3 separate regions of the Mus musculus genome follow, and regions 2 and 3 are each linked to region 1. Evidence: chromatin loops called from intact Hi-C (ENCODE). Cell type or tissue: left cerebral cortex. All regions are shown on one strand. Each heading gives the region's core, and the rest is flanking DNA. Links, peaks and the distances in the headings are about the cores only. Region 1 has its middle 43 kb from the start of Gm41239. Region 2 overlaps Gm6145 (a long non-coding RNA gene). Region 3 holds the start of 4930449E01Rik (RIKEN cDNA 4930449E01 gene).

Region 1 (10,924 bases), core at 2,234-7,233:
GGGGGTCCGTGAGGTGGCTTAGCAAGCAAAAGTGCTTAGCTTGTGAGCCTAGGGGGCTTGAGTTCCAACCCTGGAACCTATGAAAAGAAGGAAAAACGTGATACGACAAAATTGTCCTGTGACCTCCATTTGCAATCCCTGGCAATTGTGTGCCCCACCCCAACATATATGATGATGCTGATGACAACTACAACGATGACAGGGTAGTCCAGAAAAATATATTTGTGACTAATGAATGCACTGACATGACCAGGTGTTTCCAACATAATGCCAGAAAAGGGGACCATTGTAAGTGTCAGTCCATCAGTCCCCTGTTCTCTTCCTTTCTGTATTGAGCCAGCTCTCATTTTATTTATTCCTATTCTCAGATTGAGCCTCACTAAGTTACCAAGGCTGGTGGCTAACTTGTTTCTATAGAGGAGTTGGGCCTTTGAACCTGCAACACTCCTACCTCGGCCTTGTGGACAGCAGAGGTTATAGCCCTGTACCATTAGACATGACAGAATTGTCTGTTTTTAAAAAATATTTATTTATATATAGACATTTTACATTTATACACTGGAGTACCACTCAGCAATTAAAAACAATGAATTTATGAAATTCTTAGGCAAACGGATGGATCTGGGGGATATCATCCTGAGTGAGGTAACCCAATCACAAAAGAACTCACATGATATGCACTCACTGATAAGTGGATATTAGCTCAGAAACTTAGAATACCCAAGATACAATTTGCAAAACACATGGAACTCAAGAAGAAGGAAGACCAAAGTGTGGATACTTCACTCCTTCTTACAATAGGGAACAAAATACTCATGGAAGGAGTTACAGAGACAAAGTTCAGAGCTGAGACAGAAGAAAGGACCATCCAGAGACTGTCCCACCCGGGGATCCATCCCATATACAACCACCAAACCCAGACACTATTGCATATGCCAGAAAGATTTGGCTGACAGGACCCTGATACAGCTATCTCTTGTGAGACTATGCCGGGGCCCAGCAAACACAGAAGTGGATGCTCACAGTCATCTATAGGATGGAACACAGGACCCCTAATGAAGGAGCTAGAGAAGGTACACAAGGAGCTAAAGGGGTCTGCAACCCTATAGGAGGAACAACAATATGAACTAACCAGTACCCCCCAGAGCTGTGTCTCTAGTTGCATATGTAGCAGAAGATGGCCTAGTCAGCCATAAATGGGAGGAGAGGCCCTTGGTCTTGTGAAGATCATATGCCCCAGTACAGGGGAATGCCAGGGATAGGAAGCGGGAGTGGGTGGGTTGGGGAGCAGGGCGGGGGCGGGGGATGGTATTGGGGACTTTCAGGATAGCATTTGAAATGTAAATGAAGAAAATATCTAATAAAAATATTTATTTCTACAGAGATATTTTACATAAAAATAAATATTTATTTTGCCCCCAAAATTGGACAATACAGAAAGTTAAGAACATGGGTTTCTTCTTGAGTTTCATGTGTTTCGAAAATTGTATCTCATATCTTGGGTATTCTAAGTTTCTGGGCTAATATCCACTTATCAGTGAGTACATATCATGTGAGTTCTTTTGTAATTGGGTTACCTCACTCAGGATGATGCCCTTCAGGTCCATCCATTTGCCTAGGAATTTCAAAAATTCATCTTTTTAATAGCTGAGTAGTACTCAATTGTGTAAATGTACCACATTTTCTGTGTCTATTCCTCTGTTGAGGGGCATCTGGGTTCCTTCCAGCTTCTGGCTATTATAAATAAGGCTACTATGAACATAGTGGAGCATGTGTCTTTCTTACCAGTTGGAACATGTTCTGGATATATGCCCAGGAGAGGTATTGCAGGATCCTCCGGTAGTACTATGTCCAATTTTCTGAGGAACCGCCAGACTGATTTCCAGAGTGGTTGTACAAGCTTGCAATCCCACCAACAATGGAGGAGTGTTCCTCTTTCTCCACATCCTCACCAGCATCTGCTGTCACCTGAATTTTTGATCTTAGCCATTCTGACTGGTGTGAGATGGAATCTCAGGGTTGTTTTGATTTGCATTTCCCTGATGATTAAGGATGCTGAACATTTTTCAGATGCTTCTCAGCCATTCCTCAGGTGAGAACTCTTTGTTTAGCTCTGAGCCCCATTTTTAATGGGGTTATTTGATTTTTTGGAGTGAGGAATGAAGACCAAAATGTGGATAATTTACCCCTTCTTAGAATTGGGAACAAAACACCCATAGAAGGAATTACAGAGACAAAGTTTGGAGCTGAGACAAAAGGATGGACCATCTAGAGACTGCCATACCTGGGGATCCATCCCATAATCATCCCCCAAATGCTGACATCATTGCATATACAAGCAAGATTTTGCTGAAAGGACCCTGATATAGCTGTCTCTTGTGAGACTATGCCGGGGCCCAGCAAACACAGAAGTGGATGCTCACAGTCAGCTATTGGATGGATCACAGGGCCCCCAATGGAGGAGCTAGAGAAAGTACCCAAGGAGCTAAAGGGATCTGCAACCCTATAGGTGGAACAACAATATGAACTAACCAGTACCCCCCGGAGCTCGTGTCTCTAGCTGCATATGTATCTAGTTGGCCATCAGTGGAAAGAGAGGCCCATTGGTTGTGCAAACTTTATCTGCCTCAGTACAGGGGAACGCCAGGGCCAAGAAGTGGGAGTGGGTGGGTGGGGTAGTGGGTCGGGGAGGGTGTGGAGGACGTTTGGGATAGCATTGGAAATGTAAATGAGGAAAATACCTAATAAAAAAATTTAAAAAAAAAAGAACATGGGTTTCAGTGAAAGACACTGAATTATAATCTCCACTCTCACTATGTGATCATTGTTTACATCATTTTGAGTCAATTATTTCTTTCCCTGAGCCTATATACTGCTCCTTAAAACACAGATAGGGTAATACTGTTTGGTATCAAGTGAAACAGTGCATGTGAAACCCTGACAGTTTTTGCATAAAACAGTCGTTCAATTAACTTTGCAATGTTCAAACCTATCCCAGAGGCGCTGGCTAGGGATGATTTTCTTCTATACGTTTTTTTTTTTCCTTATTCCTTAAGATTATTTAAGATTTATTTAGTCAGGTGTGGTGGCGCTCGCCTTTGATCCCAGCACTTGGGAGGCAGAGGCAGGCGGATTTCTGAGTTCGAGGCCAGCCTGGTATACAGAGTGAATTCCAGGACACCCAGGGCTACACAAAGAAACCCTGTCTCAAAAAACTAAAAAAAAAAAAACAAAAACAAAAAACAACAACAACAACAAAAAACAAAACAAAAAAAAGATTTATTTAACTTGTTTTGACCATGATGAGACATATGGAAGGAGAATGGAGGCATAACTCTCTTTGCTCTTGGTGGAGTTTTACTTCTGCATCATCCGACGTCATCCAGTTATAAAGATGACTAGGGCAGTGGGTGAGGAAAAGCCTGGTACCTGGGTGTACAGCACAGTGACCGGGTACTTGTCTCCCACTCACAAGGGAGAGCCTAGTTTCAATGTTTAGTATGATAAATGAAGAAGAGAACTTAGGCTCTGGAGCCAACTTTCATTGATTTTTATAATAGCATGATTAATTATAATAGAATTACATCATTTCCCATTCTGTTCCTCCCTCTAATTCTTTGCATATATCCTCAGCCTTGCTGTCTCTCTCAGATTTATGGCCTCTTTTTGTCTAATTATTCTTACATGTGTGTGTGTTCTTACATATATGTGTGTGTAAATACATTAACATATATATATTCCTAAATATATAAATATGATCTTCTTATTCTATATAATGTTCTTTGCCTGTATGTTTTCAGGGATGACCACTGACATTGTATAAGAGCTGTTTTTCCTTGGGCTTCAGTGATCTTTACTGAAGAGAGGACAGAAAGATTGTAAGAGCCAGAAGGTCGGAGAGTTTGCTGTGGGATTGTGTCTCCTAGAAAGGTCCCCTGAAGTTACACCAGCAAAGTTTCATCAGCATGACTACCGAACCTAGACCTGAACTATAATGACACCAGTAACATGCAACTGTGAGAGGGAGAAGACTCAGGGAGCCTCAACCCTAGGCTGAGGACCATAGGCAACTAAGGAATGCAGAGAACTGGAAAAATAGCCTGCCTTGGTTTTAATATTGTCTCCTCCATTCAATCTGTGCAAGACAGAGCATGTTATTTAACCCCTCCAAACTGCATCAAGATATTTGTATCATATAATGATCATGAAGATTGAGTCAGATAAAGTATTTAGCTGAATATCTGGCATGGTTTGTACTCAATCAAGGTTAATACCTGGACCAAGGGACAAGGGACAAATTATGTGACTCCTGAAACCCTGGCAGAACTCGTGTGTGTGTGTGTGTGTGTGTAATTACACTTTTATACATTTCACTGTCAGAAGTTGAGAGTTAGATTACCCTAAATGTTCCATGAGCCCCTAAAATAGTAAATACTATAGCTCTAATTAATGATCTTCACAGGACAGTGTTAAAATTCCCTGCCTCTTCCTATTTTGAGGTACTCAAACACAGCTACATTGTATAATGCTCAAAACCACAGACTCCTGGGGAAATTTAATTGAAAAAAAAATAGAGGAAAAAAATGAAATCTGTTGCTTAATCTTTGCATCCTGTCAGCTCCTTGTAGGCTCTTGGTAGCTCTCTGTCAGACTTGCTCCTCATTTCCGGTTCCTTCTGGCTTGGTTCCCTCTGTTCCGAGAGTTTCCTTTGGCTGTAATAGCTTCAGGTCTCACAGAGGTTCCAAGTGCTTTCAGAACCATTGCCCGTGAAGTATTATGTAATTCCAAGTCTTATGTAATTCAGGGCTAAAATAGCTTTCATTCTGATTCCAAGAGATGCCTAAAATCTGTTGAGTCTGAATTCGAGTATTATAACATTATGTTAGCCACTTGTAGAAAAATACAAATTAAAAAATTGTGGCTTATCCAGCTTCATGTAGGTGGCTGGATGCTTCCCCTCATCCTGCTCTTGAGCTGGTCTTGATTTTCACAAGCATATACTTAAAAACAGAAACGTCAGATATTTAGGCGAGCTAGAATTACTTAAATAAACACACACATAATCTAACACACATCACATATACCATACATACTCTACACACTCAGTCATGCACACTCACACCACACACACATACACATCACACACACCACTAACACACTCACAGACTTACACATACAGCACACATCACACACAGCCCATACTCACACATACACACACAGTGTGGTCTGCATCATCGACAAAGTAGAGCCTCAAATGAATAGTTTTGATTTGCATTTCCCTGATGGCTAAGGATGTTGAACATTTAAGTGTTTCTCAGCCATTTGAATTTCTGTTTCTAAGAATTCTGTTTAGATCTCTTCCCCATTTTTAATTAGGTTAGTTGGATTTTTTGTATCTAGTCTCTTGAGTTTCTTATATAATTTGGACATTAGTCCTCTATCAAATATGGAGTTAATAAAAATACAAATAAACATAAAATAAAATTAAAAAAAAACTTTTTCCATTTAGTAGGCTGCCTTCTTGTCTGAGTGACAGTGTCCTTTGCCTTACTGAAGCTCTTCAGCTTCGTGAGATCCCATTTATTTTTAGTTAATAAATTGTTGATTTAGTGCTTGATCCAATTGATTAATTGTTGATTTAGTGCCTGCACTAACTGCTCTGTCCAGGAAGTTGTCTTCTGTGCTAATGCAGTCAAGGATATTTCCTATTTTCTCTTCTGTCAGGTTCAGTGTGTCTGATTTTATGCAGACATCACTGATGCGTTTCAGTTGAATTTTGCTCAGAGTGATAGACATGGATCTATTTAATTCTTCTACAGATTGAAATGGCCAGCACCATTTGTTGAAGATGCTTTCTTTTTTCCACTGCATAGTTCTCATCTCTTTATAAGTCAGGTGTCCATACGTGTGTAGACTTATGTCTGTGTCTCCAATTGGATTCCATAGATAAAGGTGTCCAATTTTTGGATGCAGTTTTATCACTATATCTTTGCAGTACAACTTCGGATTAGGGACGGTGATACTGCTAGTTGATCATTTATTGTTCAGGATTATTTTAGCTATCCTGAGGTTTTTGTGTTTCCATATGAAGTGGAAAGTTGTCTGTTCAAAGATCTGTGAGAAATTGTGTTTGAATTTTGATGGAGATTCCACTGACTTGTAGATTGCTTTTGTTAAAATGGCCATTATTGCTATGTTAATCCTACTGATCCATAAGCATGGGAGATCTATCCATCTTCTGGGATCTTCTTCACTTTCTTTCTTCAGGGTCTTCTATTTTTTTTATCACACAAATCTTTCACTTGCTTGGTTAGAGTTATCCCCAGATATTTTATATTATTTGAGACTATTGTAAAAAAAAAAAAAAAGTTTGGTTTTCCTGGTTTCTTTTTCAGTCCATGTGTATTTCATAGGTAGGAAGGCTACTGATTTTTTTATGAGTTAATATTTTTAGCTAGCTACTTCGCTGAAAATGTTATATCGGTGTATGAATTTTCTGGTGAAATCTTTAAGATAACATACACACACATACATATATATGATATTATATACATATGTATCATATATATGATAATCTATAATATCATATAATATAAAAGTAAGGATGCTTTCACTTCTTTCCTTTCAGTTTGTATCCCATTGATCTCCTTTAGTTGACTTATTTATTGCTCTCGTACTATATTGGGTAGATGTGAAAGAAAGGACAACCTTGGCATTTTTCTGATTTTGATGAAATTTCTTTGAGTTTCTTTCCATTTAAGTTAATGTTGGCTATGGGCTTGCTGTAAACAGCCTCTATTATGCTAAGTTATGTCCCTGGTATCCCTAATCTCTCCAGAACTTTTATCATGAAGAGATTTGGGATTTTCTCAAAGGCTTTTTCTGCATCTAACCAGATAATCATGTATTTTTTTTCTGCTTCAGTTTCTTTACATGGTAAATTTCATTTTTTGATTTGTGCAGGTTGAACCATCCCTCCATCTTTGGGATGAAGGCTACTTGATCATGGTGGGTTGTCTTTTTGGATTTGGTTATCCAGTATTTTATTGAGAATTTGTGCATCTATGTTCATAAGAAAAATTGTTCCATAGTTCTTTGTCCTCATATGGTTTGGATATCACAGCAGCTGTGGCCTCATAAAATAAATTGGACAATGTTCCCTCTGTTTTTATTTTGTGGACTAATTAGAATTGTATTGGCGTTAACTCATCTATGAAAGCCTGATGGAATGCTAATCTAAAACCATCTGGTTCTGAACTTTTTTCTTCTCACTTTGCTTGGTAAAATTTCAATTCCTGCTTCTAGTTCACTAAATAATAATCCTATAACCCTACTAGGGGTTATGGGATTGTTCTAATTATTTAACTATATTATTTTATAATACCTTTAATCCCGGAACTTGAGAGGCAGGTGCAGGAGGATTTCTGAGTCCGAGGCCACTTTGGTCTATGAAGTGAGTCTTAGGTCAAGGCTACACAGAGAAACACTGTCACATCATACACACACACACACACACACACACACACACACACACACACACACACATACACACACACACACCACCACCACCACCACCACCACCACCACCACCACCACCACCAGCAGCAGCAGCAGCAGCAGCAACAAAAGCAGCAGGAGCCTTAACAACAACAACAACCAATTAGAAGTTTATTGCCATTTTCTGTCAGGACTATTACTTCTCTCAAACAACGATAGGGCATGAAAGAAGCGTAGAGCAAGTAAATAATCATCCTATTGAGGCTATGCTTCCTTAAAGGAGACAGGGGAGCCTCAAAGGTGGTGTTGGCTATTTCCAGCCTCTCTCCTATATCCTCCTCTTCCTTGTAACCAGAGGCCGACTTCCAAGACACAAATGACATCTAGCCATTGCACTGATTAAAACCCTTAAGGCTCCTTGTTCTTTGCCACAGATCTAAGCTGCGTAGCGTGCTACACAAAGCTACTCACAGACTACAATTTGTGTTTCTTCATAAGGCTCCCACTTCTTCTGCTCCTAGTCTATTCCACTATGTTCCAGATTTAAGATTGAGAGAAGACTGTAAATCATTATCACGCACTGGGTACTCCCTCTGTTTCAATGGGCTGAGGTCAGTGTTAGAGCCGGGAGATCTGATTCCCCATAGGCAGAAGCCTGGGTCTTATCTGAGAACCCTATGGAGTCATCTCCTTATTCTGCTAATTCTGACTTTTCAGGGGTGTTTGTCCCTGTAATGAAATGAAGGGGATGTTTTAGCTCTAAGGAAACTTGCAACTGTCTTTCTGAAGTGGATTCTGCATTAATTTCAAATGGAACAGAAGAGCCTCGGGCGAGGATAGAACCCACCCTTGCCATTTGTGTTGAGAAAAGAGAGAGTTTTATTTAAAAAATATACTTTGTTGCTGTTTGTTCTGCATGCTCATGTGTGTGTGTGTTGGGGGGGGGGGGGTTGTACGTATACTGACATGTGCTCTGGCACATGTGTAGAGATCAGCACAACTTCCTGGTGTCAATTGTCTTCTTCCACTGTGTGGGTCATGGGGATTGAACACAGGCCCCCAAAATATTTTTATAGGTGAGATTAACATAATGCCTCACTTGCCTGATGAAAAGTTTCAATTTAAAGGGCCTTAGGCAAACGTGCAGTGTGAAAAGGTAAGAAAAGAACAAAGTTCCTGGTGCACCTTGTACAGTTAAAAACTCTTTCGCACATCTTTTAAAAATAAAAAGCAAGAATCCCAGTACCCTGACAAAACTCGAAACCACGTAATTATACCTCCCACTTTCTACCTACGTTTCTTTCAGTTTCAGCTGAAAAAAAGAACATCTTCACTTCCCCTAGAAAATGTTACCCCTGTAGCTCAATAGGACACATGTGTGTCTCCTCAGCAAAGCTCTTCTTGCATTCATTGAGACTCTGTGCAAAAGGGCCCAGAATGACAGATACTGTTTTACATATCTGTGCAGGGTAAATATGATAACAATGACCTACTTGATCCTGTAAATCAGATGCATGTGTATGTAAATATATATTTTCAAACACATTTCAACAGACTAGATCAACTGACTTACGTTAAAAATACTAAAATCAAAATATTAAAGAATAATAAATATGGAAGTTTTTGAATATGGAATCAAGATGTTAGTGGAGTAGCTCACTTCCTTAATCTCTTAATTAAAACTGATAACATATTTTACCATCAAGTAAACATGAGACCGACATCTTTTTTTGTTTCTTTGATTGAGACAGACATCTTAATGCTGAGTTTTCATGGAGTGTTCATGTAGAAACAGAAAGGTCATTTGAGCATGCTTTTCATTTGAAATGAACCTCTAATCAAAGTTATACAAATTACGTATTTATTAAATGAGTGAACTCTGAGTCCTTATTGAATAGGGTCTTCAGCATAGTTTGAATGCTTCATTTGCTACTCCTGGAAGAGGTCTGCAGACATCGCAGGGTTCCTGAAGGGGGAAACCAGAGAAATTTCACCCATTTTAGAGTTGAGGGGAAAAAAAACCTAACAGTACATTTTCTCTGTACATTTTTTTTTAAAGACAAGGTCTCACGTAGTCCAGTCTAGCCTTCAATCATTAGGTAGCTGAGGGATGACCTTGAACTCGGGATCCAACTGCTTCCACCTCCCACGTGCTGGGATAACTTGGTTGATAAGTTAGGGGGTTCAAGCCCAGGACTTCCTTTATACTAAGTAAGTGCTCTATCACCTGAGATGTATCCCTATCTCCCAACATTAGTTTTTGGTGTTGGAAATAGATGGTTAAGATAACTCTGGACAATTGTGTTGCAAAAAGACCAATTATTTTAATATTACAAAGTCATATATTATAGATCAAGAAATCTCTTGTTGTTAGTGGGTTTTGTTGCTGTTATCTGTGGTTTGGGTTGGGTTTGTTGTTACCAGTCGTTCTTTTGTTGGGTTTTTGGGGTTTTGGTCAGGGTATTTTATTTGCATGTTTTTTGTTTTGTTTTGTTTCATTTCTTTTTGGTTTGGTTTGGTTTGGTTTGGTTGTTTTTTAGATAATATTTCGCTATGCACCCCAAGCTGGCTTTGAATTCATAATCGTCTGGTCTCAGCCTCCTCAGTGTTACAATGTCAGGTGTGCCTCTCTCAGCCTCCTCAGTGTTACAATGTCAGGTGTGCCTCTCTGGACTGAACTTTTCTTTTAACCTAAAATTCTAAGATATTCTAACCTACATTTAATATTTATTCTCTCAATTGTGATATCGCTTTAGTCTCTGTAAGCAAAATAAATATATGAAGCAAGAACTAAATTTCTAATCTAATAAGCAATATACTAAATTTCTAATCTAATAACCAATATGCCTTTGCTTATGTAGTAAGGCAACAAAAAGACTTCAGTGGCTTTAATGCAGAATACATGCTCATATTTTAATTGCTTGGTACACACACATGCACACACATGCACGTGCACACACATGCACATACACACACATGCACACACACACACATGCACACACATGCACATACACACACATGCACACACACACATGCACACACATGCACATACACACACATGCACACACACGCACACACATGCACATACACACATATACACACACATGCACAAGCACACACACACACACACATGTGCACCAACACATCATGACCCTATCTTCCTTTTTTTTGAAAGAAGTAAAAGCAGTGTTAAGAAATGTCATTTTTATAAGGAAAAACAAAACAGACTGGAGAGGTACCAGGGGTTATGAGTGTGTGCTGCTCTTTTCCAGGATCCTCATTCGGTTCCCACCACCAATGCTGGGCACCCAACAACGGCCTATAACCGCTCTAGGAGTATCTGATGCCTTTGGCATCCTCAGTCACCTGCACTCACATGCACAGCCATGCACACACTCACATGCACACATCACATGCACACACACAT
Region 2 (10,924 bases), core at 3,906-8,905, 150 kb before region 1:
ACAAAACAAAACACAAAACAAAACAAAACAAAACAAAACAGTCATATGAAAGTGACTCTCAGAATGAGTTGGAAGATGACTATGTTCAGAGAAAATTTAGTTTCTGAGCTTCTAAGATGGCACAGAGAAGATGTAAGAAAAGCACAGAGGCAGCCACTAAGGCAAATATCAAAGATGGAAAAGATTTCGAAGCATCAAACCTCTCAACTTTGAATGGTTACATCCTGATCAATTCATCTGTGTTCGTCATCCTTGTTGCTGTAGCCAACTACCTGGTGGGAGTGACACAACATGGGGAGGTTCACATTGGCTCACAGTTTAGGTGACATGGTCCATATGGTGACAGGGGCAGCTCCAATCCTGGCAGTGGGAGCTTGAAGACAATAGCCTTGTGAGGCCAGACAAGCACCAGACAAAGAACTGGCTGTATCCTTTAAAAGCCCACACCAGGGATTCACTAGCTAGACTTCCCAAAACAGTTTCACTAGTAAGGGCACACGTATTCAGACACATGAGTCCATGGGAACTACAGTATGATCCCGACTTGAAATATCCTTAAGGGGAAATTACTGAATATCAGTACACCTAATGACTGAACACGGCTCTTAACACACAACACACTGTGGATTCTCATTTCCAACCCTGGAAGATACAGCTCAGTGTTGCTTTTCGTTATTGCAACAAAGTATAGCCTCACACACTATTCACCCAGTAGAAGCTCAAAATGCAAAACCCAGTCTGGTTTCTATTGAGTGTAGATTGCTTTTGCATCATTGGGAAGGTCCCAACATTTTAAATAGAGGTCAATAGGGTAAAATGTGATACTAAGATGTCCAGGCAAAGTATAAAGACGCTGCTGTTACCTCTTCCTCTTCACTCTCTCCCTGCAACATTAGCTAGGTCGGCTACTAATTCTACCATATATAGCCCCTGCCCTTACCCTGCACACATTTGGACAAAGTCCCTCCTGCAATATCCTGTCACGAAATTATTCACGAGGTTGCTCCTCTTCCCGTCTGCAGCAGTTGATCCTTCTGAGTGGTTTCTACCATCTGAGATGGTGGTTCCCTGGCACGGAAAAGCAAGGGATGGTTAGCAGCCATCCTCCAACCTCATTATTATTTCACAGGATGGACTGCCAAAGAGAGAGTATAAAAATCCCTTCGTAGAGTTCATTACCAGCCACATTTTCTCAGATCCAATCTCATTCTTCTCTTCCAAGAAACCTAAATAAGAGTAGATATTGCTTTTGTGAAATATGTTCCTCGAATAGTAAGAAATAGCAGAGTGTACTCTGAAATGTAATGTTTAAGTCTACATTTTGTTTCATTCAGATAAAACAAAAATATATGCTTTGTCAGTGTTAAGGGTACCTAACAGAGGAACATTCTGTATTTAGCAGTGGGAAAAAGAAAAACTTTTACCACTTTTTTTTTTCTGTGCTTGGAGTGATTATAATATCTAGAGTTCTGCCTTTGCAAATCTTTTTTATAGGTCTGAAATATTGAGGAGGAAAAATTCACCAGAAATTTTGATACACAACCTGACAGGACACGGGCTTCAACCCACAAAGATTCTGATGGAAAGATTTGTCTCCTGGAAAGGCTCCAGGAAGATAAAGTGCAAAACAAGACAGGGCGGAGCGGGCGGCGGAGCTGAAAACACTGCTGACATTCTTCAGGCGGTGCCACTCTTTTGTTCTTTGTATTAAATATTCTGAATAGTTTGGCTCTCTTTATTAACTGATAAAATTAAGGTAGGCTAGGTGTGTGTGTGTGTGTGTGTGTGTGTGTGTGTGTGTGTGTGTACGCGCATAAATTCATTATTTCTGACCAGCTAAGTTTGAAAGCTCACTGAAGCATAATAAAAAGAAAAAAAAGAATCATCACATCCACAACTTTTTTTTTTTTTTTGGACAACCTAGGGAATACAAGGCTGGCAACAGAAATGGGAATATATTCAGGAAATCACAGCCTTGCATCAGCAGGCTATCATTTTGAGAAGCAAAGGCACAGTTAAGATTCGGTATATAGATGCTCTCTCCTGGTTAGTCTCCTATGGGAAGCTTATCACACTCCAGAGACCTCACGTAGTCCTTCCTGTGCTCACAGGGAGTGTGGAGGACGATGTGATTTTTGTTGTCAGCAAGTGTGAAGGCAGAGTCTCTCTCTCTCTCTCCCTCTCTCTCTCTCTCTCTCTCTCTCTCTCTCTCTCTCTGTGTGTGTGTGTGTGTGTGTGTGTGTGTGATAACTAGAAGCCCTTCATCGTGGTTTGATACTCTGCTCTCTCTAGCCGCTAAAATTCAAAATCACTTTGAGAAAGGCACCTTGCATTTTCATTTTCCGCAAACTGAGGCCTATGCTGCCTGCTCAACCCAATCACATCGGAGTCTAGGCCTTGACCTAGTAATGGCGGCCCTTTGCTAGTAATGGCAGGACCCTCCTGGGCCCATCTTCAGCGTTTGTTGTTTGTTTGTTTGTTTGAATAGCAGTCTCATGTTGGACTTAGACTTGTTTTACTTATAAAACTGAAAATCTCAGGATGGTTGGGATATTTTTATGCTTCTCTTCGTTGATTGACTTGAGACAAGTTTTCAGCCTATGGCTCAGATTAGTCTGACACTAACTGTATAAATCAGGTGGAATGTTAACACATTGTTATCCTGCCTCAGCCTCCCTGGTGCCGGAATGACAGACCCGCACTACCATGTCTACCTGTTCATTCCATTTACATAAGTGAAATTAAGACACACACAATTCAACTAATGTTGTTAACTGTAGGCAATACCATGAGACTGAGTTCTAGTCTCACCTCTGCCAGGAATTTGAGGCTACAGTTCTCTGAGTGAGAGAAGCTGTCCACTCCAGACGCTGCTGTTTTGCTTTTTAGTCTTCGTTCACACGCTGGATTCCTCTTGTAGGCGGTGTCTCATTGGGTTTAGTTCTATCAGAGCTGTGCTTCAGAAAGCCTCGCTGGAGAGACTGAAGCCAGAGCTTCACAGACATTTTGATTAACTTTTCCCTCTTTTAAGCCACTTTTTGGATCTCAGACTGTTTCTGTGGAGCACACAAAATCCTTTGAGCCCTGATTCATCAAAACTGGATTGCGTGTCTGTGGAGGGATTCCATCATGCTCAAAGGTTAATATTTTTAAATGCTTAGGTCATAACTTTTCTGATAATTAGCTGTGATTGTTTTACCTATATATTGATTTTGAAAATTGAAGTAGCTATTATGCTGTGTTTGCACATGTCTCTCTGTGTGTGCGTGACTGCACTCAAGGCCCTATGCATATGGACAAGTGTTCTACCACTGAGCCACACCCAGGTCCCCGTGCAACTTCATTTATAAAGTTCAATATCCTACACAAAACCTTCAAAACCTTCACTTCTAACTTCTAATCAACTTTAAATGCAGTCGTGAGGGGTGATTCAATGTTTGTTTATTATTGTTATTTTTACAAACAGCTCATATAGACTCACAGGGACTCACAGAAAATACTATTTCTACTCTCAGTGATGACATCTTTATTACAACTGTCTTACATATGTGAATGTTTCTGGAACATTATATTCAATTAATTTAGTGGTTTTTTTTTTCTGAGTCTCTCTTATCTCAATAACCTCTAGTTCATTTATTTCCTGAAAATGACACAATCCTTTCTTTATATATCTGCAAAAAGCTCCACTGGGTATTTATACTAAGGTTTTTTTTTTTAAGGAATTCATGTGTTGACAGACATCTGGGCTAATTCTTTATTTTGACTACTGTGAACACTACAGTAATACTTAGGAATATTTGTGCTTTGCTATCATATAAAGCCACACTTTTAAACCTGTTCTTACCTGTTACACAGCAAACCTTCTCTTGATGTTGAACATACCTTGACTACTATGGATGGGCCAGCGTATCATTTCCTCCTAGGTGGATAATCCTCAAGAAATTGCAGTGCTTCGGTATTAATCTGGGGAGCAGGTCAATACAGATGATGCAGACATCCTGCCAAAATCAATGAGTTACATGTGGTCGCTTGGGGGGGGGGTGGTCTGTTTATAACTATTCCTTTGCCACCAACCCTAATAGGCTGAGTTCAATTCTCCAGACACAAGGAATAAGAACATCGACTCCTACAAGTTTCCCTCTGACCTCTGATACACACATATAACAGGATTAATAAATAATGCATTTAGCTCATTAAGTAGAAGATAATGCCTCTGCTGCAGATGTTTTATGTATTACTTCTACGAAGTAATGTGCTCATATTTTTTCTTTCTGTTTTTGCTGTTGTGACCTTGGTCTATGGTTCTTTCTTCATTAGGTTTCACGGCCTATTTCCTCTCTAGGAGGCTGTAAGTGTGTTTTCCAAATCCACCCTTCCTTCCTTCCTCCCTCCCTCCCTCCCTTCCTTCTTTCCTCCCTTTCTCCCTCCCTCCTCTCTCCCTCCCCCTCTTTTTCTCTTTCTTTCTTTCTTTTCTTTCTTTCTAAGGTGAGTCTCATTTGTACTGAGCACCAGTGACTGTGGTGAAAGAGAAAGCCATGAAGTCATCTTGCTGTCTGTAGAGGCAAGAGAAGCAAGATGTCCTAGTACTTTGCTTGGAACAGGGAAAGGATTTATTTTCTGGCTATGTAAGCTGAAACTCAAGAGAGATGGGACTTGTTTAACAGGTCCCTCAGGAAAATCATATGCTCCTAGCCACACCAAACAGCTTTAGGTCCTTCATCAGGAACTAAGATGAGAGTTACTGTCTCATTAACTCTAGAAGTTTTGCTCTGTGTCCCAGCTAGTTCCTTCCTGTCATCTTCCATCCATTTGGAGCTGACACGGGAGTGGAGAGGGGATCAGGGTGCACTCAGGGCTTATTGGATTTGGTTATCTGGAAAATGCATGTAAACTAGGGACAAGCATGACATAGACAGCAGCCTTCACGGTTTTCGATCACAGTATCTTTGTTCTCTAAAATGATGACAATTGCTCTAGCATCTAATTGAAACAGAGCCCACAGAGGGTACCTTATTTACCTCAAAGCCCTTGAGATCCTGCCCCGAGCTTAGCGCATCACCAGACTCGTGGCAGTGATTGAGAGCAACTGAGACACGTGGATTTCCAGGATGAAGAGAGGAGAGAAAACATTATTAGAAAAACATAGGTCAGCTATAAATTGCCTTGTTGGAGTGTTTTTGGAAGGGCAACAGTGCTTTAGGAAAGCCATCATCAGTGAGGACAGTGTGAAGAATAAGTCAGGGGAGCCAGGGAATAATGGCACCTGACCAGGATGTGGTTAGAGCAAGAACAGCTGGGAGGGGCTGACTGCTGCCTCTCATTAGGTCCCTACCCTTTCCAGCATCTGCATGTGAAGTGAAACAGGAAGAGGGTGGATTTAACCAGGAGACTCTCAGCATGCATTTAGTCAGTGCGCTGTGCCTCTTGCACAGATGGTGTTCCTTAAGAGTCTATGTCTATAATCCCCTAAAACAAGATACCCAGGAAGGATTCTAGCTCCGTATTCTTTCTTCTGCCCACATGAATAATGGCACGTTTCTCCATTTGTGAAATAAGTAATTAAGTTGGGATAGCCTCCAAGGACCCAACAACTTTGACAGCTTGTAGTTCTGCTTTTGAGAAACCAGAGTTTTTGTGATTTCTCATCCAGTTTAAATATTAAGTGACAGCTGTACAGTGCTCAGTGATGTAGGTAATTTCGGAACCCCCATGTATCCTTCATATGCTGGAAACTCCCAGATGCTTAACATCAAACTCTGTTGTGCAAGTGGCTTGCCAACCCCTTGACGCCTTTCAGTTGGTTATGTGGTGCTTGGCATCACTTTAATGGCAGCCAAGTCAAGAGCAAGATGCTCCTTGTGATTCATCACCTTAGGCCACTTCAGCAGCAGGCTTTCCTGGGTTAAAGTGATGCTGACTAATGGTCAGCTCACACAGCATGGTGCCACTTGCTTCTTTAGAGCAGATCACTAACCTTGCTCCTCTCATTCTAACAATCATTGGTGCTAATTGCTTCGAAGGTTCTCAATCTATCCATAGGCCAAAGCAACAAACTTCAGAGTAGAATTACTACACAATACGAGTCTCATTAACACGTGTGCTCAGAGTACATGTGTGGCTTGGGACAGTGAAGAGGAGCTTGTACTGGACAGTAAGGACTGTGTTCTTGGGATGCTGTCAGTTATTTTCTGGGCACCTTGAGGAAGTCAGTAACCTCTTTTATCTAATCCTCATGCTATTTATGAGCATTTGTCATATGATAGATCTCGTTTTAAAGGTTTCTGGATCACTTTAAAATTTTTATGTTTGTCGCTCATCAAATCCCTAGAACAGGATCATTATCAAAAATTTTTTGGAAACTCAAAACTCTGTACTGCAATCCCCAGTCTCCGTCTTCCCCGTGTTATTAGCATTAAGTATGGTCTTCCTCCTCTCAGAAGGCTCCCTCAAAGCCCCTTGCTCCTTCCCTGTGAGAGGGAGGAAAGCAAAACATTATGGTATTGCTTGTTTCATATCTATCACAACTTGGGAATAGATAATGACCATTCAGTCTTTTGGGCAAGTATTGATAGTGACAATTCTCTACTCGAACACTCCGCTCATTTCTATTGAAAGAAAAATTGGTTCTTATTTGTGAGGTCTGAAATTTATGTTGCTGGCATTTTCTCACAACTAAGCAGAAAAAAAATTGTTTTTCTCCAAAAGTTATCTTCTAGCTGAAATATAGGCGAATTATATCTAATATATATATGTATGTATGTATGTGTATCTATATATATCATCTAATTCTTGTAACTTGATCAGGTGAAAAAAAAATAAAAAGAGAAGCAAGAAATTCCCAACTAGAAAAGGGATTCAGGTCAAGAATGGGAACTAGAGGTTTTGTAGCACAAGCACATATATGGTTTAGTCAGAGCAGATATCCAAAGCAAACTCCTCTTGGCGCTCTATTTACCGGAAAGTCCTTTCAGCAGTTTCTGTAAGTCCCTTACCTTGTTGCCAACCACTGATTTGAGGTTCAGAAGCAAGTAGAGAATGGAGCTATTATTTCTGTGACTTTTCATTAATTCTGGGTCTATGGTGACTGAGCATCTTTCTTTCCAGAAGCTCGGAGGCATTGTTGACTGAGCTGCTATGCTAATTTGTACTTTGGAGTAAGGCTTGAGCTAGGACTTACTGCAGAGATGGTGCAAATGGATGGTGCAAAAGCTATGGCACCCGGAGGCTGCAGTTGGAGCTTTAGTGACGATTCCTATCTGTTTACATTTCATTGCTCCGCATTCTGATGATAATATATTCACCACATGTGACTTCTTCACCTACAAGTCCAAAAGATACATCAAATTCAACAGGTCACATATGAATTCATTAGCAAACCCCCCCCCCCATTTGACTTTTTTTTGTATTTTATACCTTGATCTATTAAAATAATAATTCTCTTACTCTTTGAAAGTTATACACATTTAAACAAATGTATATTGATCACGTCCATCTACAACTACCTCCCTCTTAAGTCCCCATTATGCCCGCCCGCCACATCTTCATTAATTATTCACTATCCATATAGAAATCCAAGCTGGAAACCACAGCGCTCCTTGGTTCTTCCTTTCCTTCAGCATTTACACTGAATGAGCGTCTCCCGACCATCCGTTCCACCTCTAAAATGTCTTTGAATCTGCTCATTCCTCCAACCACTATCCTCATTTTCTCTCTCCTGGATCTTTGTCAGAGCTTCCTAATGGGTCTGCCTGTCTCCAGGGCAACCACTTTCTATTCCACCCACCGATCTGTGCCAGGGTGTGCTTTCTGAATAGCAAATCTGATCTTGTCAACTTACACAATTAAAATCCTCCAGTGGATCCCAGCCACTTACAGCATGGAAATTCAGGCTCCTGAGCTCAGCCTGAAAAGACTGTTTTTAATTTGGCTTCTGCACCTTCCACCTGCAACTCAAGGCTGTTAATTTCTGAGGTTGGCATCATAGAATGTGCTATTGAGCTCCCATGGCTTTCTGTGTGGAGCGTCAGTGCCTTGAACAGCTTTCTGTCTTCCTCCCCTAAACACCTACTTATTCCTTCTGTAAGGGCTTCTGGTGACACCTGTCCTAAGCAGCTTAGGTTCCCAGTCCCCTTTGTGTATAGTCTCAATTAACAATGTCACATGCAACCTTGTATCATTTTTTTAGCTTCATTATATTTGAATCATGTTTTTGGATGTATTTCCCCCAGCTTTCTGTGAATTCATTTGAGCATTGTCTTTGTATTTTCAGCCTCGGGCCAAGCGCCTGGCAGAGGAGAGGAACCCACTACATGTTTGCTGAATATGAATGAATACCGAGGCAGCTGGTTTCAGTAACAGCAGAGCCACCCTGGGCATGCAACTTAAAGTCCTTTGAGACTTTGTCCTCATTTGCAAGATCAGGAACAAAACGAGCACTATCTTCCTGTGTATGATAAGAATTAAAGAAGATTCTGGCATGCTCTGTAAACTGGTGTACTAGTGTAAGAAAGTGTAATTATCGTGACTCATTGCATGACAAATAAAGATTTATTTTTAGAAGGTGTGTGTGTGTGTGTGTGTGTGTGTGTGTGTGTGTGTGCGCGCGCGCGCATGCACACACGTGCATGCACATGAGCATTTATATAGGTATCTGCCTATAAATGCAAGTGTTTCCAGAGGCTGGAAGAGATCCTCAGATGCCCTGAAGTTGTAGTTACAGGTGGTTGTGGGCAGCCAAACATGAGTGCTAGGAACCAAACAAGAGTTCACTGGGAGAGCAGCAAGGGCCCTTAACTACTGAGTCATCTCTCCAGCAGCCCCTCCCACAATGGACTTTAAACTTTATTTATAGATATATGTAACCAACTTTGTACTTTACAAAATCGCCATGTAATCTATCTTCCCTCTCTTGGTCTCTGGTAAATCTATCAGGCAAAGTCCGGCCCAGGATCCTTCCAAGCAGTCTCCTCCCTGGACCAGGCAGAGCATAGCAGGCCCACGCCTGGCTCCACATACACTCTGAAGTGCCCGTTTCTCTTACAGATTGTACTGTTCCATTTCACACATTTATCTTTCCTACATTTTCTTGTGATGTTCTTGAGGTTTGTTCTCTTTGCCATCCTACACACTGAGTCAAATCCCAAGAGCAAATTTAGGACAATGTAGACAGAACATTCAAAGACTGATAGTTCTCCAGCTTATCCTGCTTCTGGTTAAGGAGTGGTCCATGAGGTGCACCCCTGACCAGGGCTCTTGAATCCTTTTGTGAGTTCCCTTGACGGCCACTTGATAACAGCCCAAGGTTCCAGAGTGTCCTGGAGACTCCCCAGGCCACTGCCATCCCTGACATTCAGAGTTCTTAGTGGACACAGCATCCTTGGTTTCTCAGCATCAAGTCTCTGAGATCTGTCATGGTCATTCCTGCTATTCAAGAGCATATCATCTAAGCAAAAACCAATGTCTTCCCTGGACCGTCCTCCCCTCCTCTTTCCTGAGCTGCTGGCTACCTTCCTTTTCTCACTGAAAGTCCTTTACTAGATGTGTTTTTAAAGGATGTTTAACTGTTCCTGGTGGTTTCCTCAGTGTCAGGTTCCATGCTTTGTACAGCACTTGTGGTAAAACACATTTCCTTACGTGAAACCTGCAAAGAGTTACTATCGGTGCCCCCTCTTTGAAGGGCAAAAGACACTGAGGCTCAGAGTGAATACATGACTTGGGAGATGTATCAAAAAAGCTTGAGTCTACTCATGTCCAAGGTGAGAGTCTGCCCCTGAAACATCAAGATGCTATCTCTCTTCCTTTCAATTGCACCCTTGCCTTCCTCTGAGGCCTTTACCCTCCCTCCAGTAGCATATAGTTGTATCTATCATTTGACTCATGATTATTCTGTTCTCCCACACTCCTTGGAAATCACAATTACATCCACTGTACAACCCTCAGCTGTCCCCATCCTTATATTTCTTATAGTATCACATCAGGTTTCCTTCAGTCTTTGAAATACTTTGAAATATTCAATAATATATATTATGTATACATATATGCCTTATTATATAGATATATAGAGATTCCATTCTGTTTGAGTCAGTCTCTTGTCTAGCATCAAACTTGCTATATATCTGAGGCTAGTCTTAACCCTCTGATGCTAATACTCTTGCTTCCTCCTCCTGAACTGTAAAACTATCATACCTATTTTATGTGGTGTTGAGGATTGAACCAAGGGCTTTGTGCATGTTTGGTAAGCATTCTACTGAATAAGTTGTATCTGTAGCCTAGCACCCCCCACACACCCACCCCCTACCACTTTCTGCATGGTTTTAGGAGTTGAAGCCAGGTCCTCACACATGCTAGGCAAAACACTCAACCACTGAGCTACCTACCCAGTCTAAAATTCTGAAGACTATAAATTATAAACTGTCATTCATTTCAGACAGGAATTTTAGTATGTTAATTTGTGATCTATTCAATTAAATTTATCAAAGACAACTACAAGATCATCATGTTGTTTTTGACTGAACTAAGGCAATATATTTATTCATGAATGAAGAAAGCTAATTTCTTAAGGTTGAAAAAGAACTCAATACCTAACATCCAGCAGGATAAATGATGGGACTGGAGAAGGTCATATTGAGGAAGGAAATCCAGACCCAGAAAGCCAAACATCATATGTCCTCTCTCATCTGAGTTTCCTAGTTCCAATCTTCAACATATGTGTACTCCTCAAAGCAAGCTCCTCTTTGCAATGGGCAGGGACCATCAGAAATTCACAGCCAATCAATCTGCTGATTTTTGGAGACCAGTCCCAGTAGACACATCTACGACTAAACTCCCGCACCTAAGACTCAGGAATCATTTCAGAAGATGGGTAGAAAGACTCAGCGGATCAAAGAGATTGCTATAAGATTGTGTCTCCTAGAACTGTCAGGCG
Region 3 (10,924 bases), core at 2,277-7,276, 280 kb before region 1:
TTGGGCTTTACAGGTGTCTATAGAGTGGATCCTCATCATTTCTACAACTGCAAAACATGGTTAAAGCTTCCAGCATGACGGGCTATGGGATTTGGGGATAGACTGGATTTTACAGTCGGTTGTATGCCTTTAATAATTCATGTGCTGAGAGAATGAGAAGAATAAAGCAAAACAAAACTCGCTGCGTGAAATATTTTTGGAGGTTTATTTGGTGCAGTTTGAATTGAGAAGGAAGGACTACATTCTTTGTTAAATTTAATTGGTTATGAAAATACTACTCCTTGCATTGTCATGCCCTGTCCCAAAACAAACAAACAAACAAACAACAGACTTAAGGATGTTACGGTACCCAGTGACTCAAGCAGTGGCAATTTTCTGTTGGGTGGTGGTTTTAAGTTAAACTGCTTCTCAGACCTCAGTTGTCTTGACGATAATACATCATATAATGGCTGAGATGTTGAGCCCCCTTGTCCCAAATGCTTCTGAAAATCTTCTGGATATTTTCTTCAAGAGCCCTGGGTAACTCTAGATCTTGCCACAAATCCTGACTGGGTAATGACTTCTGTTTACTTAGATAAAAGCTTCAATCAGACAAATAATAATTTCGTGTCATCTCTAGTGAGTCCTGCTGGCTGAGCTCTTCCTGCTATCTATTGTCTCTCTACTAGAGCTAATTTGTACCTCTGAACGTCAAACTGAATATGGCAATCAACAGAAGGCTTGTGTATATCAAAACATACATACACTTTTACAATATTTACAAGGCATCATTGATTTGGGGACAAGAATATGATCAATTTTCTAAGTAAAACATACAAAAAAATCATTTTCTTCAAAGAAATATTCTCCAAGGTATCTAATATCGAGTCAACTCCAAAGAAACCCTCAATAGTCATTGGAATCAGTTACTATCACCCTGCTTGGTTGAAGTCTCAGACTCAATGGTGTGCTGAAGTGGGACAGACACTAAAACACAGTGATCAGAGGCCCTCAGTTTTGCAGCCAGGAGCAGCCTTAAACAAGGGAACTACGTGGAGTCCAGTTCAGCTTTGGAACCTGGGCACTGACATCAACTCCATGCCCTGTCCTCAGGTGTTCAACTCATGTGACAGGTCCCTCTTGATGAGAAAACCAGAGCACTTCAGATACCAGTAGCCTGACATAAGGGCTGACATGTAAGCCAGCCTAATGACAAAGGTTTTGTGTTCCTTCTAGAAAATTCCAGACTGCTTGTGTCTATAGGACATACTGTTGCATGCATAGGTCATTCAGAAATGGCAAAGATGTTCCTAGGGTCACATGTCTGGCTCTAACACCTGCAATTTGTGTCGGTGATAGATGGGCTTTAGTGAAAGGTGGAGACATTTATGGAAAAAAGAGAAGGTAAATTGTTCACCATGCCAACATTGACCTGGATTTTCCTTCCTTAACAGGGGGATTATAGAAATAAGGACCAGCAGCCTCTGTTGTGTGAATTGCCTTGTAGACCTATCCAGTTTCCTTCAAGACACCAGGCAACAACAGAGACCAGCTTAGGTGTCACTTTTATGGTCTAGAGTTCAGTTTTCAAACCTTGAATCATGATTAGTCAGAGTGCGCTGATGCAGCCTATAGTAAAGGGGTATTGGAAACTGGACTGGGTAGAGAACTCTGCTATGATGACTGTATTGGGTGGTTAAAGGGAAGTTTATGGTGTCTGGGTAGAAGGAATTCTATAGAAAGACTCCAAGGTTCCATTGAGTTTTCATTCTCAAATAAAGATGGCACCTTAGGTGTCCAGAAGAGGCTGCTCCACGGGTCTTCAGTCTTCCTGTCGTTTACTTAGGTCATTGTGACATGGCCATGCAGAAACTCTTCAATGTACAGTGTGTGTCCATCTTAGGCATTTGATTGTAGGAACTATGGAGGACCAAGTTCCAGTTGATTAACAAACTATATTGAAATATTTGTACCTCCATTGGGTAACTAGCATTTAGCTCTAAAATGACATTTGGATAAATTCTCCCATTTTGGGTGCCACTGGATAGGACAAGTATATTGTCATAATACCCAAGAGAGAAATCTATCAAGCTTTTTTTTCCTCTAGATTTTATGGTCCTATAAGCTTCAGGAATGGAATCTTTGATGTATGAGCTCAAGCTTGACTGCGGTTTTCCATAGTGGACTTTTAAGACATTTAAATGCCCTCGTGTGCTCAGGCTCACACCACAGAGCAGGATCCCTAAGCGTTTCTTCCTACTGTCAGGGAGGACAATAGAGAGGCCACTACATTTGATTTTTAAAATATGTAAGCCGGGCATGGTGGCGCACGCCTTTAATCCCAGCACTTGGGAGGCAGAGGCAGGTGGATTTCTGAGTTTGAGGCCAGCCTGGTCTACAGAGTGAGTTCCAGGACAGCCAGGGCTACACAGAGAAACCCTGTCTCGAAAAACCAAACCAAACCAAACCAAACCAAACCAAACCAAACCAAACCAAACCAAACCAAACAACAACAAAAAAGTTTAAAAAAAAAAAGCTTAAAATCAAAGCTATAAAACTTGAATCCACTGGAAAGGATTTGATGATGACTCAATAAATTTGTTATTTGGGAGAAATAGTAATTTTTTTCTGAGACATTCCCAGGCACACCAAAATGGACAAAGACATCATAGAAATGCTTTCTGGCTCTTTCTCACTCTGTTCTTGGCTGTGGTGGTTTGCCACAATCAGATGTCTCTGCCCCTATCCCCTCTGTTTTATTATTTAGGAATATAGGGCTCTTACTATTTCACTATATCAACATAAAATGCTTGAAGTTACTTCCAGGAGAGGGATGAGGTAAAGGACAGAGGACTGAGTAAAGTCATACCAACTCAGGCACAAGGAGAGCTTGGATCTTGAAAGCACACTTTCTGAACTCAGCTGGAAGAGTCTGTTGGGTACCAGTGGTCTTTCCAATGTTGAATTAATACCACTTGCTCTGAAACACGCTATTTAGCATCTTCACACTGCAACTCCCAAATTTGAGATCTGGAGAATAGCAAGATCCTTCTCAGGGAGATTATCAAGATTAAACGAGACAGAGGACTTATTTGAAAACATATTTACATCATGGCCTGGAGTTGGCACAGATGAAGTAAACAGAAGCTGTATTACTGTTGTAACTACCACGATGAGATAGATTATTTATCTTCTGACACTTATGGAGATCATCCAAGGTCTTGATGACATTGTGTTGAGACAAAGGCAAAAGAAATAAGAACTGAAAGGTACACATATGAAATCATATGTGTGTAAAAACATGTATAACATATATAAAGATACCATATATGATATATAGCACATCTTTACAAGTAAAATATAACATATAAATACATGTAAATATTTAAATTTATGATGTCTAACATGCAACTTAAGGCATCACATATGTTTATAATATATAAAATAATTTATATCTTCATGATATATAACATGTATGTGTGCGTGTGCATATATTCATACATATATTAACTATGAATATATGATATATTAAATATAATTTATAAATGACTATCAACTATAGATTTCTTATGCATGGCTCAGAAGTACTGATATATCAGTCATGTCCTTTGTTTTTGGCACATGGCAAAATGAACTTTGAATGTAAAATTACTGACATGAAAATACTAATACGGGGACCAGCAATATGGTTCAGTGGATAAAGGTGCTTCCTGCCAAGCCTAGTGACCCGAGTTCAATCCCTGGACGGAAGCTGTGTGATAGAAAGAGAGGAGCAACTGCTGTAAGTGGTTCTCTGACTTTTGCATGTACACTGTGGCGTGTGTTACCTTCTTCCCCTACCCACAAGATAAATAAGCAAGTGAGGCAATAATAGACTCTGGCCAGGTGTTATGTATTTATAATTTTATCTTGTCACCCTTCTTAAGATTCCAATAGACTTCAGATGAGCAAGTTCATCACTAGCCAACGCAGGGACTTGACGTTAGTGTTGGAGCCAAACCAGGAGGACAGTAAAGAGAGTCCACTAAAATTGATTTTGGTTTACTGGCACCTGGATTGTTATCTAGCAAACAGACAATATACACATGGCTTTGTGTGTAACAGTCTGTGGGAGGGAGTGCAAGCCAGCAAGTCTTCTTCTGCCATAGTTTAGCTACAGAATTATCTCTATCAGGTGGGAGATGCACTAGGAAAACTGAACTATTCTGGAATGTGGGCAAATTGATTTATAAGTGTGTGTGTGTGTGTGTGTGTGTCTGTGTGTGTCTGTCTGTGTGTGTGTGTCTGTGTGTGTGTGTCTGTGTGTGTGTATGTCTGTGTGTGTGTGTCTGTGTGTGTGTGTGTCTGTGTGTGTGTGTGTCTGTGTGTGTGTGTCTGTCTCTGTGTGTGTGTGTGTGTGTGTCTGTGTGTGTGTGTGTCTCTGTGTGTGAGTGTCTGTGTGTGTGTGTCTGTCTGTGTGTGTGTGTGTGTGTTTGGGGTGCTTGTTAGTTAGGCAATGTGCTTTCTCCTGGGAAATTCAGGGTAAGCAAAATATGTACTTTTTTCTTGAAATAGGCATCACCTTTTTTTTTTTTTTTTTTAACCTCCTGTGCCAGTTCAGAGAGCTGGATCACACTTGCCCTAGTGATTTATATCCTTGCTGCTCCCTGCCATGTGTGGGTAATGCCGGGTCTGTTCCAGTTGCACCACTATGATGGCATCACACTTTCACCCTTCACTCTGAAATCAACACTCCCCAAAGCTCTCAAACAGATAGTGCTCAGAGCTTTCCCCTGGGTCCTCTTTGAATTAAATCAATTAGGGGCAGGCCATATGTTCACCATATGTATGTCAACTTGCCAGAGATTCGTAAAAGAAAGAGAGAAAGACATTTTTTTTTAAAGAAAGATCACAAATCACTTGAAAACACACAAACTGAAAAAGAACTAATCAGTCAACTAGTTAAATCTCTATTTATATATGTCAAGGGTTGATTAAAATTAGACAAGATAATATGCCCCCTGATTACCATTATATATTGTACTTCCATATTTTTTAACTCTCATATGCGATTAATTTCTTGGGCAGTATAGGAAATCAATCACTCTTTCTCATGTTTTCTTCACCTGTTCACTCACCTGGAAAGAGAGAAATGATTGCCAGGCCAGTGGTAGTGGATCTTCACAAAGTTCATCAGGGTTCAGCACTCTGCAGAATATGTGTGATGTTTTGTGAAGATTCCAGCTGTCCTTCATTTATTGTAGGATTGGGAATCCAGACAGCTGACTCCTGATGCCGGAATAGTACATTCAGATAGGTCTCTTGCTCTGATTTCTCCATTCTATGGCTGTTGTCATTCCATTTTGATCCTTTAAAAGCACCTGCGTGTCGCATGTTACAGCTAAAGTTACACACATATTTGAGACATGGAAACCTCAAGGAAAAGAGAAGTTGTATGAAGCAGGTCTTTTGATTCCATTTTGCTACACTATGGGCACAGCTAGTAAGCTTTCTTCCTAAGAGGTCCCCATGGACCGCTACCACATTGGCCTTCCCCTTCTGGCTCCTCCCTCTTCTGGCTCCTCCCTCTTCTGGCTCTTCCCCGTCTGGTCCTTGGTGATCACACATCGCCTGACCTTGGCGTGAATCATATCTGTCCTCTCCCTTCACACTGCACAGAGGTGCTGCTTCTCTCTCGTGTGTCGACTGCTTCCACTTTCCCCTCTTTCTTCATTCTTCTACCAGTCTCTGCTTTTCAAAATCTTCTCTTAGTGAGGTTGAGGTTAAATGCAATAGATGGTAGAGATCAGGGATGTAATTTAGCTTCTGAACAAACTGATGATAAACACCAGATATCTTAGGTGATTTTTGTGGCAGAATTATGTTCTTCTGCTTTTTAAAACGTATTTTATTTTTACTGCTATGGGTGTTTTTTTTTTTTCCTTATAAAAAAACAACATTTAATTGGGGCTGGCTTACAGGTTCAGAGGTTCAGTCCATTATCATCAAGGTGGGAGCATGGCAGTATCCAGGCAGGCATGGTGCAGGAGGAGCTGAGAGTTCTGTCTTCATCCAAAGGCTGCTAGTGGAAGACTGACTTCCAGGCAACTAGGGTGAGGGTCTTATACCCACACCCGCAGTGACACACCCATTCCAACCAGGTCACACTTATTCCAACAAGGCCACACCTTCAGATGGTGCCACTCCCTGGTCCAAGGATATACAAACCATCACATTCCACTCCCTGGTCCCCATAGACTTTTTCTTTTTTTAATATAATTTTTATTAGGTATTTTCCTCATTTACATTTCCAATGCTATCCCAAAAGTCCCCCATACCCTCCCTCCCACTCCCCTACCCACCCACTCCCACTTTTTGGCCTTGGCGTTCCCCTGTACTGGGGCATATAAAGTTTGCATGTCCAATGGGCCTCTCTTTCCAGTGATGGCCGACTAGGCCATCTTTTGATACATATGCAGCTAGAGTCAAGAGCTCCGGGGTACTGGTTAATTCATAATGTTGTTCTACCTATAGGGTTGCAGATCCCTTTAGCTCCTTGGTTACTTTCTCTAGCTCCTCCATTGGGGGCCCTGTGATCCATCCAATAGCTGACTGTGAGCATCCACTTCTGTGTTTGCTATGGGTGTTCTGCCTGCATGTATGCACCACATACGTGCCTGGTGCTCTTGGAGACCAGAAGAGGCTGTCAGACCTCACATGAGAGATCCTGAGAATTGAACCCCGGTGCCCTAGATATGCAACCAGTGCTCTTAACTGCTGAGTCATTTCTTTAGCCACAGCATTGTGTGTGTGTATGTGTGTATGTGTGTGTATGTATATGTATGTGTGTATATAGATATATGTATGCATTTATATATACATACATAAATATGCATATATAAAAACTTTTTTCCTTGTGTATAGTCATGATACGTGGTCATGTGTTACATAAAGCTATTTTCATACAAGTATATAAGCATACTTTGATCACCTTGCCCCCTATGCCCTCCCTATCTCTTTTGCCCTCCCCCCTTTCTATTATTCCTCTTATTCTCCTAGGCTATTTCTCTTCTATTTTTATGTCATATGCATACATTATTTTACATATCCATATATATGTTAGGAATCACAAGGGAAGGAAAACATATTTGTCATTCTTTGAATGACAAAATTTGTTTAATATGGTTATGCCCATTTGTGTTCATTTTTATGAAAATGACATAATCTTATATTTATGCAGTCACGTGAAGGAAAATTTAAGAAATCCTAGACCATGCTGAGAAGGAGAATCTTATATTTTTAAGGAGAGAACCACTTATATGTGAAGAAAAAAAAAATAAGAGGAATGGGAGGATTCTATGGCAGCTTCTCTCTCACTACCATGGGAAGAAAACAGATAAAATTAAATTAACCCTCGGGACTCCATGCTCTCGGGGGGGGGGGGGGTTTCTTGGGACCTTGCAAAAAGGATGGAGCATATGGTAGGAAGTACCCCTGTGACAACATGGGCTCAAATGAAATTTCAAGGATCATAAATCCTCCTGTTTCTTCTCATAATTTGATGAACAGCTGGTACCAGGAAGTATAACATTCCTCGAGTTATATTCGTGCCTGCATTTCTTTTTTTAAAAGTATCTTTAAAAAAAAAAAGCATCCGGGTTTGGCTCCTGGAAAAAGGAACATGGAACCACTCCAGGATGATCACTAATCTGCTTCAGGAAGGCAGCCTTCCCACCTCGGGGGACATTCACAATGGTCTGCTGTAGTGATCTGTCATAGCATATGGAGGGGGGGGGAGTGGAACATGAGATTGCACAACAGAGGAATATGCATAATTTGGAACTGTGGTTTAAGAAAAAAGGAAAAGAAGGAAGGGAGGATCCCATATTGTCTGTCTACATAGCCAAGAAGAGGCCAAGTGATAAATTCTATGCCCATCTTGAGGGCATAGACTGGGAAACTAGTGGAGAGAGTAAATCACTGGTTTTGGAAATGTACCAAGTTAAATATCCTTTCTGCGTTATCCTTTAAAGAATTAGTTGAAGACAATGGGACTCCAGAGAGCAGCGCTCCCCTAAGTGTGCAGTGCCTGCTCACATACCATAGGTAGTACAGAGACCCTTCCCCCCCCCCTCCCCGGTAAGACAGGAGATGGAGTGTGAACAGATCCCCCACGTCTCTCCTGTGCGGGATGACGAATGCTATATCCTTTCCAGGCTGGTCTTCACTCATCTGCTCTACCTACTGCTTTCTGCTTTGGGAATGCTGAGTGACTTTACCCTGTAGAACCTGGGCCCATCTGAAAGAGGAAGGGATGAAGGCCAGCTGGGTTGGCTGGCTGAATGAGTGTGTTGCATGGATGGATCGTTGTTCACATGCCTCAACACTTTCTGCGACTGGTCAGCTTGGTAGCATTCATTCTAGCAGTGGTCAGTCTGCTCCTCTCCTTGAAGCAGAATGGGAGAGTGTGGAGGAAGGCAGGAGCAGGTAAGGTGGGCAGAGAAGACAGAATGAGAGGGAGAGAGAGAGAGAGAGAGAGAGAGAGAGAGAGAGAGAGAGAGAGAGAGGAGTTGCAGATCTGTATTTAAATCCGACTATTGCCCAAATAGTCTGCGTTTACCTGATATGCCTATTGTTTATGTTCTGCTTTTGCTTTGAACATTTAAAAAGGAACCAAACAGAAGCTGTACATTTTAAAGCAATGTTCAGGCTAGCAGGTGTTAAGAAATGCAAAGCGGGGAAACCGTTGCAACGCGACGAAATAGTCAGCATTACTTGCCCCCCACCGCCCCGCCCCCAAGCCTCTCAAGGTAAGATGGCTCTACTGTCAGCTCAGCTGCAGCCAAGACAAAAAGGCCTGGCTAACTGAAGGGACAGAGACAAGACAGGCAACCTCCTTTTAACATCTCAGGGGAAAGAGCTCACTCAGGAAGCAGAATCTCATGGCTCCGGAACAGCAATGGCATTGTGCCAGCAGACAACAGGAAGTGAGCACAAACAGACCCCTCCTCAACATAAACGCGCACAGACTTAACCTATGGCCGGACTTCTGCCCTTGAGTGACCAGAGCCATTAGGATGCAGGTCAAAAGGTTGTCGTGTGACAGAAAATGGAGCCTTATTGAATGAAGGAGAACTAAAAAAATTCTTTTGTTTGCTTCACTCTGGGGTTTGTATAGCTACTGTGATGTCATAATGGAGTCCAGAGTGGGAAAAAGAAACCCCTGATTTATCACAGCCGGAGACAGGCCGTCGGAAACTCAGTTAAACCCTGAAGGGGAAAGACAGGCACAAGAAGGAACCACACAAAAGTCAGCGTCTTCTCCGACGGGGGTGTACACAGTTATCTTTCTGAACATCAGAAGCTGAGAGAGAGACCACCAGAAAATTCCTGCTTTATCTATGAGGGCGGAAAGACAGATAGACGCTTTCCTGACCCACTGGCTTTTCTTCCCTAGACTCCAAGGTGTCTTCATCATAGTGGGCTAGGAGGGAAAGAAAAATGTGATTCCTAAATCTATACAACCGGGGAGTGTATTACATGATAGCATAGGAAAAATTCACACACACACACACTCACTCACATACAAACATACACACTCACACTCACACACACACACACACACACACACACACACATACAAACATACACACTCACACTCACACAAACACACACACACACACACACACTCACTCACATACAAACATACACACTCACACACACACAAACACACACACACACACGTATGCATACTTAAGCAGCTCTATACAGACCATGTATAAAAAGATGTGGAGATATGGCATGCCAGATAGAGTGCTCAACTTTACAGACAAGGGTAAGATCTGAGGTTTACTTTGTTTAGTTATTTATTTTTTAAACAAACAAACAAACAAACAACCTCTGAGCACTTTTAAAACGTCTGAATAAATTTTTTTTGCTCAGAATTTTCTTCTGGGTTAAAAAAAAAAATCTGACCCTTAAGAAAAGTTTGCTCCGATTCATCCTATAATTCTGTTGATAATGATGGCATGGAGGAGAGAATACTGCGTTTACCCTAAGGTAAATATCATTTGTGTGTTTTCTTTGATCCCAAATCTGGAACCTCGGTAGCCCTTTACGTCCTGATAGGTTTGCTCTGAGCTATATATTGTTCCTTTAATGTATCAACAACTAGGGAGCTACTGCGTCTCAAATTGAACTTTATATTTCAGAGAATCAAACACGTTTGGCAAGCGTTTGCTTTTTATTTATTTATTTATTTATTTATTTATTTATTTATTTATTTTTTAAGTGTGGGTTTTCAAACCCTGCCTTAAAACGTTCATGAGTTTTGTGTCTCATTAAACCTCTTGTGAAGGCACCGCGGGGCCTTCAGAAAGGAAGCCTTTGGCTCCTTACAGCCGCCGAGCAGCCTGAACACCCTCCTGGGAGATTGATGAGTCGGGCTAACCTTGGTGCCTAGATGGAAACTCGGAAACAAAGTGACTCAGAGGATTAAGAGGAAGTCAATGTCAGCACCAGGATTAGAATTCACACTTGCCTGGTTTCTCAGCCCAGGGACCAGCTCCCCCGTGGATAGCAGCTTTGTCTCCCTCTGAGTGAGGAGAGGACAGGGTGTTTCCACATGTGGAAAGACCCCTGCTATTCTCAGGCCTCTGCCTCGTAGGAAGGCCCTTCCTTTTAATAAATTGCAAAGCCGGGGGAAGTAACTTTGAGGTGATTTATTCTAATCTCCTCACTTTATAAGTGAGAAAAGGGCCATAAAAACGCTAGGAACAGAAAGAGCATGCTCAGCTTGCAGTACCACAATAGGGAAGCAAATTGGTGTGGTGCAAAGGCCTGCATGGGGAGGATTTGGAAGCCTGCCTTTGAAGCCTGGCTTTGCGTCTGATTGAAGTCCAGTTTCTTTCTGTCCCAGCAGAAAGCAACATTGCCTTTGGTGTTTTACGACAATCAAACGCGCAAA

Evidence for each region. A loop is a pair of places that touch in the nucleus more often than their neighbours do. Peaks named below come from ENCODE experiments on the same cell type or tissue, not always from the same donor. Only the 100,000 strongest peaks of a DNase experiment are listed, where the experiment ranks them.
Region 2: it touches region 1 in a loop (2.7-fold over the local background); 2 of 42 quality-filtered maps call a loop at or near these places.
Region 3: a loop joins it to region 1, with 2.8 times the contacts of the local background. A loop is called at or near these places in 2 of 42 quality-filtered maps.

Annotation. Positions count from the first base shown.
Region 1 is chr14:105,774,832-105,785,755 of GRCm38, forward strand. No RefSeq gene overlaps it. Among named protein-coding and RNA genes, the nearest start is that of Gm41239, 43 kb to the right of the region's middle. In left cerebral cortex, for the core only: no CTCF peak of the experiment used is centred there; a DNase peak (open chromatin) is centred at 4,746; H3K27ac peaks cover 2,275 bases.
Region 2 is chr14:105,623,496-105,634,419 of GRCm38, forward strand. It overlaps Gm6145 (a long non-coding RNA gene), which reads right to left. Exons shown (of 7, transcript XR_004691309.1): 3 at 3,883-7,319; 4 at 2,812-3,056; 5 at 941-1,226; 6 at 201-272. Mir6390 (microRNA 6390) reads right to left here and starts at 275; the gene lies at 147-275. In left cerebral cortex, for the core only: no CTCF peak of the experiment used is centred there; DNase peaks (open chromatin) are centred at 4,702, 5,407, 5,788, 7,110 and 2 more places; H3K4me3 peaks cover 233 bases; H3K27ac peaks cover 3,760 bases.
Region 3 is chr14:105,490,637-105,501,560 of GRCm38, forward strand. It overlaps 4930449E01Rik (RIKEN cDNA 4930449E01 gene), which reads left to right and starts at 8,152. Exons shown (of 3, transcript NR_045921.1): 1 at 8,152-8,445. In left cerebral cortex, for the core only: no CTCF peak of the experiment used is centred there; DNase peaks (open chromatin) are centred at 4,725 and 6,692; H3K27ac peaks cover 686 bases.